Linked DNA regions of Homo sapiens: region 2 is linked to region 1. A link is a contact called in ENCODE Hi-C or POLR2A ChIA-PET data. All regions are on one chromosome and are shown on one strand. Each heading gives the region's core, a stretch centred on a gene start or an enhancer-like site at or near the end of the contact. The rest is flanking DNA. Distances are from core to core; before and after follow the strand shown.

The links. Hi-C counts contacts between places; a loop is a spot of excess contacts on that map. ChIA-PET counts read pairs that join two places held with the same protein, here RNA polymerase II (POLR2A). Pooled maps may share reads with other maps.
Region 2: a loop to region 1 is called in a map of PC-9, with 5 times the contacts of the local background. The contact joins the enhancer-like site here to the promoter of CT70 in region 1. A Hi-C loop is called at or near these places in 2 of 168 maps with a recorded cell type or tissue (PC-9 and ascending aorta), 1 of 37 single-sample maps with no recorded cell type and 9 of 50 pooled maps. POLR2A ChIA-PET finds 5 or more read pairs at or near these places in 1 of 52 experiments (CD4-positive, alpha-beta T cell).

What each region holds. Positions count from the first base shown.
Region 1 is chr9:104,989,224-104,994,379 of GRCh38, reverse strand. It overlaps CT70 (cancer/testis associated transcript 70), which reads left to right and starts at 2,585. Exons shown (of 4, transcript NR_184160.1): 1 at 2,585-2,694; 2 at 3,077-3,563. RefSeq lists enhancers at 1-720, 2,236-3,435 and a silencer at 3,032-3,301.
Region 2 is chr9:105,293,435-105,298,523 of GRCh38, reverse strand. The region is part of intron 1 of SLC44A1 (solute carrier family 44 member 1); the gene reads right to left. Among named protein-coding and RNA genes, the nearest start is that of SLC44A1, 51 kb to the right of the region's middle. Within about 2 kb of position 1,528, at least 3 of the 41 ENCODE cell types and tissues checked have a DNase peak (open chromatin) inside an H3K27ac peak, as active enhancers do; they include PC-9, where a contact is called at or near this core.

The DNA of each region.
Region 1 (5,156 bases), core at 1,336-3,835:
TGGGAAATAGTGATTGAGTGTTTACTATGTGTCAGGCACAATTCCAGGCACTTTATCGACCGTCATTCTCTGCCTTCATTCATTCATTCCTCTATAAAGTCACTCATTATTTAACTGTGTGTAAGGCCTGGAATTTTCCTTGTTCTACATTTTTATTGAAATTTCTCTGGGATAATTAGGGAAGAAAGGAAGAAACCTAGGGACAATTTTCCCAGCCAGCTGCAAGAACCTGTCCTATTGGGGTGTTGGGTTTAAATGCCTAGAGCAGGAAAGGAGCTGAGTCTCAGCCATGCGTTTTACTGGTTGGGTGATGTGGGGAAATCACTTACCTCCTCAGAGCCTCAGTTTCATACTCTCCAAAACGGGGGTCACACACTTACTGCATAGGGCTGTGGAGGATCATATGGGAGGGAATTCAACTACAAGTGTCAGCACAGGGCCCGGCATGGCCAAAGCTCTCAACCCTCCACGCGGTGCTGATGTAAGTTACCAAGCAGCCTTCTTCCTGCCAACACCAGCAGGCAGGCAGCTCACACAGGCATCTTGACAGCATCAGGCAGCACATGATCTCCCCTGGTCACCTCAGGAAGGCTTCAAGGCAGGGTTACATTCGGGCAAAGCGAGCCCAATTGCAGCCTTTGTCTTTATCAGCCTGAGCAGCAACACAGTCTTGGGGGACAGGGCAGTGACATTCCAATTCTCTGACGGCACACTCAAGGGAGGGGATTCTTGGAAAGAAATGAGGGTAGCGGGGGCAGACCCACTTTGCTGCAGCTTTTTCTGCTTCCCTTGCATTTCCCTTTTGGGGAATTTCCATTTGCATCTCCCTCTGTTTCCAAAGCCTCCTAGGAGAGGAGGAGAGCTGCTTCTGTTTTCTGGCCTTTGTGATTCTGAAGAGCAGCTGAGGCACCAAGGGGTTGGTGGGGTGGGAGGAGTTATGACTGCGTTCCGGTGCCCCTCCCTGGGTGATCTACTTCTTGTGTCACAGGAAACCCTGACAGGGTAGGGGGATTACATGGCTTCTACCATGCATGGAGATGGGCAAACATCCAGACATCTAGGATTGTTATGAGTGAATTTTTGTGCTCCCTTCCACCCAGTTCATAGGTTGAATGCCTAACCTCCAGTATGATGATTAGGAGGTGGGTCCTTTGGGAGGTAATTTGGTTTAGATGAGGTCATAAGGGTGGAGACCCCACGATGGGATTCATGCCTTATAAGAAGAGACTCTAGAGAGAAGTCTCTAAGAGCGTACAGTGATAAGATGGCTGTTTGCAAGCCAGAAAGTGGGGCCTCAACAGGAATCAAATCAGCCTGCACCTTGATTTTGTTCTTCCAGCATCCAGAATTATGAGAAATAAATGTCTGTTGTTTAAGTACCCAGCACGAGAAGACTAAGACAAATACTCAGAGCAGAATTTTCAAGAGAAGCAAAGCATTCCTGTCCTTTGAAGTTCCCATCTGTTTCCCAGCTATATAAACACCGCAGAGTGCATGATAAGTATGTTTGCTGCGTGAATGCAAGAACCCTCCTCTGGGAAAAGTCACAAACAAGCTACTTCACCCATTGCCTGACACAAAGGCAGCTTCCCCCTTGAATAATCTGGGATTGAAAATGAGTTCATTCAGCTATAAGCTCACCGAACGAACACCAAATTCAGCAACTGTGAGCAGTGCACTCTGTCCCTGCCCTTAATAAGTGAACAACCCAACTGTCTTCTAGAAGGGTTGATCACTTTGTAATTTTGTAATGGAAACCCTCAAAGGAGACCTCCAATAATGAGAACTTCTTTGTCTTTAGCATGGCCTGGGCCACTCACCCCATAGAGCATGAAGCTCTCATAGGTCTTCAGATTGGCGATGGGAGAACGTGACTTTGAGCTTTCAGCTTTTTATCTCTCTAAAATAGGACAGAAAATTTCAGCTCTGATATTCTCTGTGGGATTCCAGAACAACTTCCTTGAGTCTCAGTTTCCCCATCTGCAAAAAGAAAATAGTCACAGCACCTACTACCTCATAGGTTTCTGATAAGGATGGAATGAGTAATGCCTATGAGAGTGCCTTGCCAAATGTGCTACAGGTGTCGTTTGTGTGTTTTAGGGCCAAAAACCCACTTTGAAGCACGGACCCTTCATGGAAATTGCCCTTAACTGATTGGATGACCGTGGGCCAATTAAATGAACTCACAGGGCCTCAGTTTCCTCTTCCATGAGGGGTCATTTTGAGGTCTTTCAAAGGGTTGTGAGAATCAAAAGAAGGGCGCCCAGCACCACGCCCGCCGCGCACACACATGGCGTTCAGTAAGTGGTTCTCTCCCCTGCACCGCGTCTAGACCTCGTTTCTCCACAGAGAGTGGGTGGCAGGAATTTTCCAAATCGGCTCGATGTCCCCACTCCATCGCTTCATGCACTGGCCCAGGACACACCCATAGTTTGGCGAAGTGCAGACTTGGAGAAACTTGGGGGAGAACGGAACCCAAGGCCCAGCCCCGCGCACGCGCGCCGCAGCCTTCGCCCAGAGCAGCGTCTGCTAGTTACCTTTCACCTACTTCGCTGCGACTCGCCGCGCGGGGTAACTCGAGGTCAGACTCGGGGCCCCGCGCGCTTGCGCGCCGCCCGCTGCCCGCCGCCCGCCGCGGCTGGGAGTCCGGAGGTTTCATCTTGTGATGGTTTCGGTTCGGCTCTCAAATGGAGGGTGTGAGCTTTGCAGACGTGCCCTAATTCTGGGTCTGGCGGGGCGACATTGGGCCCTCTGAGCTGCCACCCTGGCCCTGACGCCCCATTACTCCTCGTTCCTTCCTCCCCCCATCTGTTGTCACGCTCTCCCTTTTCCCACAGCTGGCCCCTATTCAGCTGTGCCGATTGCCCCACATCCCTTCTTCCTGCAAAAGGCAGATGGGAAGGGAGCTCTGTCTGGCCTATTCCGGACAGAGCTCCGGGCTTCCGAGTGGAGCATGAGCCCGCGGAAGAGCCACGTGGGTGCAAACTAAATGTTCCCATTCTTGCTGGGGAGGGGCCGGACTTAAAGACCAGGTTTCAAATGAGAAGGCGCACATTTTCTGGTTTTTGTCTTCCAGATGGCTACGTTGAAGACAGCTGGGGCTGCCGCACGCCTCGGGGTTACTGTCGGGCACCCGGCGGGCGGGGCCGGCGCTGGGGCGGGGGAGGGCTTCCTCGCCCTCAGAAACCACATTCGCAGAAACGTTTTTAACTGGCAAGGTTTCGAGTTCCCAACCACAGCACCCTCAGTGATGGTTTTCAGAAGACCTTGTTAGCTCCTCTCCTCCAGAGACCCATCCTTCGCTGACATCCCACCGATTTGGGAGCAGGAAAAAACAGACTCCTGCAAAATACCTCTTCTTCCAGTGCCCTGTACCCCTCTCTACTTACTTCGAGTCCCTGCAGTCCAGCAACAACCCCAAACGAGTGAAGGGAGGAGACATAGGTTTGTCCAGGCTCTGCCACCGACGGGTGATTTGGGATGAGTCCTTCTCCAGTATCATTATCTTCAACTGTAAAACATGAGGGTTAGTCCGAATGATCTCCAAACGCTTCAGCATTAAAGTTAGGTGATGAATCCTAAGATTTTGCAGTTCTATAATGTCACATCTCCTCCGTTTCAGAGAGGGCCCGCAGGGAATCTTGTTAAGGATAACTGCCATCGAAGTTACAAGTTTGTTCTGTGATTGAAGAGTTTCAGGTCTTCTAGATTTCTTTGGCATGACGCATAACTATTTCAAGATACTAACATTTGGGCAGGGCGTGGTGGCTCAGGCCTGTAGTCCTAACACTTTGGGGGGCCGAGGCGGGCAGATCACCTGAGGGTAGGAGTTAGAGACCAGTCTGGCCAACATGGTGAAACCCCGTCTCTACTAAAAATACAAAAATTAGCCGGGCGTGGCGGTACATGCCTGTAATCCCAGCTACTCAGGAGGCTAAGGCAGAAGAATCGCTTGAATCCAGGAGGCGGAGGTTGCAGTGAGCTGAGATCACGCCACTGCACCCCAGCCTGGGCAACAGAGGGAGACTCCTTCTGAAAAAAAAAAAAAAAAAAAGATACTAACATTTAAGGTTAAGAATGTAGGTCATTTCCCCAGAGGACTAACAGACTCGAGGGCACACACCCCAAATTTTATTTCTTTGACTCTGTCATTGCCCCCAGAACAGTATATAATGTAGCCAATTGTTGTGGATTTATTGTTAATGAATAAAATAAAATTTGTGACTAGCAGGGATAGGGGTCCTATGCTGTCATTTTAATATGAATAGAGTTTTTAAAAACTCACAGATAAATGTATCACATGAGAAAAAAATACAAAGGCTGAACATAGAGCAGCAATGTTAATCTGATAAATCGTAAATAAGTGTATACATTTTAATAGAGATTAGTACAAAGACCTGTAATTAGTTTTTAAAAAAACTACCAACATCATTACAAGGACAATGGAAATAATGTACCAATAAATATGGAGCTTCCTTATATTTCTACCTTATGTAATCCTCACGATGATGCTGTGAGTTAAGTCAATACACAATTATGGTTTCCATTTTACAGAGGAAGAAACTGCAGCTTAGAGAAGTTGAGCATCTTTCTCAAGGTCATGCAGCTAGCATGTGATAGAACTGAATCCAGCCAGGCGTGGTGGCTCATGCCTGTAATCCCAGCACTTTGGGAGGCTGAGGCGGGCAGATTGCCTGAAGTCAGGAGTTCGAGACCAGCCTGGCTAACATGGTGAAACCCCATCTCTACTAAAAATACAAAAAAATTTAGCCAGGCGTGATGGCACATGCCTGTAGTCCCAGCTATTTGGGAGGCTGAGGCAGGAGAATCACTTGAACCCACGAAGTGGAGGTTGCAGTGAGCTGAGATTGCACCACCGCATTCCTGCCTGGGTGACAGAGCAAGATTCTGTCTCAAAACAAACAAACAAACAAACAAACAGAAAAACTGAATCCAGGGTTCCTAAGGCCAGATTTTCTGCTTTAGGAGAGTGCGTTTCAGTAATGGGTTTGTGTGTGTATGTGTTGGGAGTGGGGGAAGATGGGGAAGTGGAGAGATCAAATTTGTTTGGAAGTGGGAGAAGAGATGGACATTTGTAAGTATTACTATTACATCTAATGTTTGTTGAACTTTACAATGTTCCAGATACTGGGTTA
Region 2 (5,089 bases), core at 279-2,778, 310 kb before region 1:
ACAAACATTAGCTGGGCGTGGTGGTGGGCTGTAATTCCAGCTACTCGGGAGGCTGAGGCAGGAGAACCGCTTGAATTCAAGAGGCGGAGGTTGCAGTGAGCCAAGATCGTGCCACTGCACTCCAGCCTGGGCAACAAGAGCAAAACTCCATCTCAAAAACAAACAAACAACAACAACAACAACAACAAAAACGGGATTCCTATTCAGGGGTAGATTTATCTAAGTCAAAAAAAAATTCAGTTTCTATAGACAGATCTGTGCAGCTCCTAAACAATCCATGCATTTTCATCTTGTTCCTAGAAAATGTTAGTTTCTAGATCAAACACAGAGAATCCTGAACTACAGAACTAGCGGCATTCTAAAAGTTAACTTGCAAAGTATTGACTGGAATTCCAACTGCATTTTTTTTTTTCTTATTTCAATAGTCTTAGGATCTCGGGTCAGCTCACAAATCCCTTTTAATGGAAATCTAACTGAAATAACCCCCCTGAGCTTTCTAATGAACAAAAATGCCCGAGTCTCACACCCTCTCCTGGAAACAGTAAGCAGTGAAGGGAGAAAGAAGGTATCCTTGGAAAACCTATGGGAAAGGTTCCTCTGAGAAGGTTCAGGCCTCCAGTGGCTTCCGTGACAAGATCCAGGAAGCTATTTGGAAAAGTCTTGTCAGGAGGAAAGGGCATGAGCAGGAGGGGGCTGGAGATAAGGGAGCCCTCTGGTACAATTAGTATATATAGAGTGCAACCAGGCTTAGTTCTCTCTCCCTCTAAAACCATAGTGTTGAACTATGTATCCTTTGATAACCTGATGAAAACTACAGATTCTTTTCTTAATATGTAAGCACAGGCCAGGCATGGTGGCTCATGCCTGTAATCCCAGCACTTTGGGTTGCCGAGGCGGGCGATCACCTGAGGTCGGGAGCTCGAGACCAGTCTGACCAACATGGAGAAACCCCGTCTCTACTAAAAATACAAAGTTAAACGGGTGTGGTGGTGCATGCCAGTAATCCCAGCTACTTGGGAGGCTGAGGCAGGAAAATCGCTTGAACCCGGGAGGCGGAGGTTGTGGTAAGCCAAAATCGCGCCATTGCACTCCAGCCTGAGCAACAAGAGCGCAACTCCATCTCAAAAACAAACAAAGAAAAAAAGTAAGCATATATTCACATAATTTTCATAAGAATTTAGGGAATTCAAACCCCAGATGAAAAAACACAACTTTAAAATATCTGCCTATCAACAATGAGGGCGGAGAATTGGAGTTAAAACAATTTCTTCCTAACCCCTAAAGTGTTAAACAAATGCTTTGTTATTGCCTTACACTGTATAATTGTTATGAACAGAACAAAACAAAAAACACAACCAGTTAGCTTGTTCCCAAACACCCACACAGAAAACAAAAGAGCACTAGTTAGTCATGGAAAAAAACCTTACCCTAAGACTCTAACTAGCATTAAAAACCAAGAATGAGTAGGCAGTTTTTTTCCCAGAGGAATGTAGCATTGTGGCGTAAGAGATGAAGGACTGGTTCTCTCCCTGGCTCTGTCATTAGTTAGCTACATGAATTTAGATAAATTGCTTCATATCTCTGGGTGGCAGGAAGGAGTTAGTCTGGATCTCTTAGGTTCCTTCCAACTCTAAAATCTATGATCAAGAACGCACTTTTGTGGAAACTTTGTTATGACTAGGAAAAACTGCAAAATAATTTGACATAATTCTCTGTATTATTCATATAAGAATGCCTGTATTGTGGTCTGTATTTTGGAAGACAGTTGTTCACAGTGTGAATAAAGAATGTTTCTTTGTATTAAATAATTTCAGTCTTGAATAGTACCCATTACAGTAAAACTGCTTCCAAACAGAGAATTTGGACACATGTTTGATATTCATTACGTTTACTCTATGGTAGTTTATAAAGCAAAAGCTACTTTGAAATGCTGTATTTGTTTGTCTTAACAAACAGCATGTATGGGGAGGGAAGAAAGGGAGAAGCCTCAGGTTGGTTGTGTAGTTTCTTTATCCCCAACTATTTTCTTAGTATTTTTACCTTAGACCAACATTCAGTTCATTAATGCCTAAATTTTCATCTATAACATACAGAGATAGTTCATTTTTGACCAGAAAAATACAAAGATTCAACATCTCAACAAGTCGATTCAACTTGCTGTGGGTCACGTCTGTGCTAAATACACAGAAATTCTTTCACTGGGAATGAGAAGTGGAGAGAGGGTAGGAGTTACATATAAAAAATACTGACAGAGTCTTAAGTAGTATGGAAGAACAAAAGTGATCACCCTCACTTGGACAAAGGAACACTTAGCGGAGGAGGGGTGGCTTACTTCACAGGGCTGTTTTGAGAAGCAAATGTGAGCACCAGTCACACAGCATGCACTCAATTCTTGGTTATTATTATTCATCAATACTTTTCAGTTAACCCTCTCTCTGTTATTAAAATATCCTTTTACCAAGTGGACCTTCCCACTAAAAAGGATATAAAGAATATTAAACTCTTTTTCCCTTATACGTACTAAAATTTTGACTTAATGGTGGCATATTTCATTTTAGCTGCCATTGTTAATGCCATCAGTTATTGATTACTATTAATCAGACATTAGACTCAAAGCTTTACAAATATTATGTCTTCTACATTCAAAACAGCTCATGTAGGTATCGTCTCTATTTCACAGATGAGGAAACTCAGGCTCAGAAGTTAAATAATCAGCCTAAGGTTTCACACCTGCACAATCAGTCTTTGGCGCCCTCCCCCCCACTCCCCGCCCCAAGTCTGTGACTCCAAAGCCTATTCCAATAAGACTATTTTTTATTTGTACTAGTTAGTAAAAAGCAATAACCTCAATTAGTTTCTCCTCACATTGAAAAATTTGGGAGCCAACTCAATAATTTTAAATCCTGTTGGTACAGGGAAAGCAAGTGAGATGTGTTATGAGCCATGAAGTTTCTCAAGTGAGTCAGAAAACCGAAGAGTTGAAAATTTTTAATAATTCTTTAACAGATTTAACCAAGTGGCAACAGGATTTAATGCTGTTTCTTCCAATTAAAATTCTGCATAGACCTAGCAAAAGTAAACTGTTTTGCAACAGCACTTTTTAAATGTGATTTTACCCCTTTCTCAGATTCCACATGAGATTAATACCAGGCTTTCAGTAAATGTTAGGTCTCTCCCCTTCACAGGATCTTGCGGTTTAGGAACTGAATAGTACCAAAATAATCATATAATCCAAGCCTTTAGTGAGAGTGATTGAAACCCAGAGAAGAGAAGAGGCTTGCCCAAGGGCATACATTTATATTATCTATGACCGCATTTGATTCCTAAAACAATTCTGTTAATTACTATATACTCCTGACTTTTCTAATTTATAGAATAGGAAAACAAAAATCAAAGAAAACAAGTGGAAAATCTATGTCTGAAACCTGAGTCCTCAAACTCTAGCAGAAAAACAGGAACTGTAAGACAGGATCCAGGGATACTAAAAACAAACAAACAAACATGGTAACAAAGATGAAGAATGCCTTTCTCAGGCTCACCAGTGTACTAAACACAGGCAAGGAAAAAAATCAGTATACTCAAAGACAGGTTAACAGAAATTATCCAAACTGAAACACACACACACACACACACACACACACACACACACACACACAGACTCAAAATTTAAAAACCAGAATAAAGCATCCAAGAACTATAGGATAATAACAAATGATATGACATACATGTAATTGAAATCCAAGAAGAAGACAGAATGAGGCAGAGGAAATATTTGAAAAAAATGACTGCAAATTTTCCAAAAATAATGAAAGAAATCAAAGCACAGATCCAAGAAGTTCAGAGAATCCCAAGCAGAATAAATACACAAACACACACCCCCTACACCTATTATACTCAAACCCTTGAAAGCCAAAGATACAAAGATCTTCTTGAAGGCAGCCAGAGGGGTAAAAAAAGACACATCACATACAGAAAAACAAAGATTACAGTAGTCTTCTTGTTAGAAACTATGAAAAGTAGAAAACCACAGAATGACATCTTTAAATCGCTGAAAGGAAAACGAAAAAAAAAACAACTACCAACCCCAAATTCTACGCTGACAGAAGATCTCTCAGACATGAACACTTTTCAAACCAAAACACGTGACAGAATTTATTAGCCATAGACCTGAACTGTAAGAAATGTTAAGGAAAGTTCTTCAGGCACAAGGAATTGATACCAGACAAACTTGGAGGTACAAAAGAAGATTTAAAAGATTTCCAAAAATGGCTAAAATGAAGGTTTGAGATTTTCCATAATAAAAGGTTTTTTAATGTTTAAAAATAAGTGTGTGAATATATTCCTACAACAATATCCACAGTACAGGCTTTTTTTGCACACATATACAAGGTTAGTAATCTGGAAGGCAGAATTACAATTTCTAATACTACTACTGGAGAATTCAAGAACAATTCTAAGTCAGACCACAGCTGGCACATACCTCTTGTTTGTACATTTATATCCTTAAAGTTAGGGAGGAACAATGTGTAACACCTTCACATGCCTTCCTATATTTTGTACAGCATAGATATCTAATTTTTTAGCTTCCATGGTATCTCTTAGAGAAGTCATAGTACTACTATGTCTTAGACTCCACATTCACCATGAGCCCTAATAACTAAACCCAAGGCCTTCTGGTGAATTTGATATGCTATAGTAAGGGTGTATTTTTTTTAGTAAACAAATCTGTAAAATGTTTTAATCTAAATTTCCATGTTATTGCAAATAAAGATACAGTTGTTGAATAAATGTATTTGCAGATAATAGTAAAACACAGAGGTTTTGGTAAGTGATATGTTATAAACAATTAGGTCAAATTAGCCGTCACTGGAGGGATCAACAGTGATATGGCAGGCAGGGTGGGCCAACGCCAGGGGCCAATTAAGTAGAAAAGGTCTGGCAATTATGCATCAAGTGCACAGAATTAGGCCAGGCTGGCAGGATTAGGAAGGTATCAAAAGATCAGACAAGCATTATCAACGATCCAGATTACATACAAAAAGAGTTACTAGGTCTCAAATATTGAGGCAGGTAGGGTCCAAAACCCTGG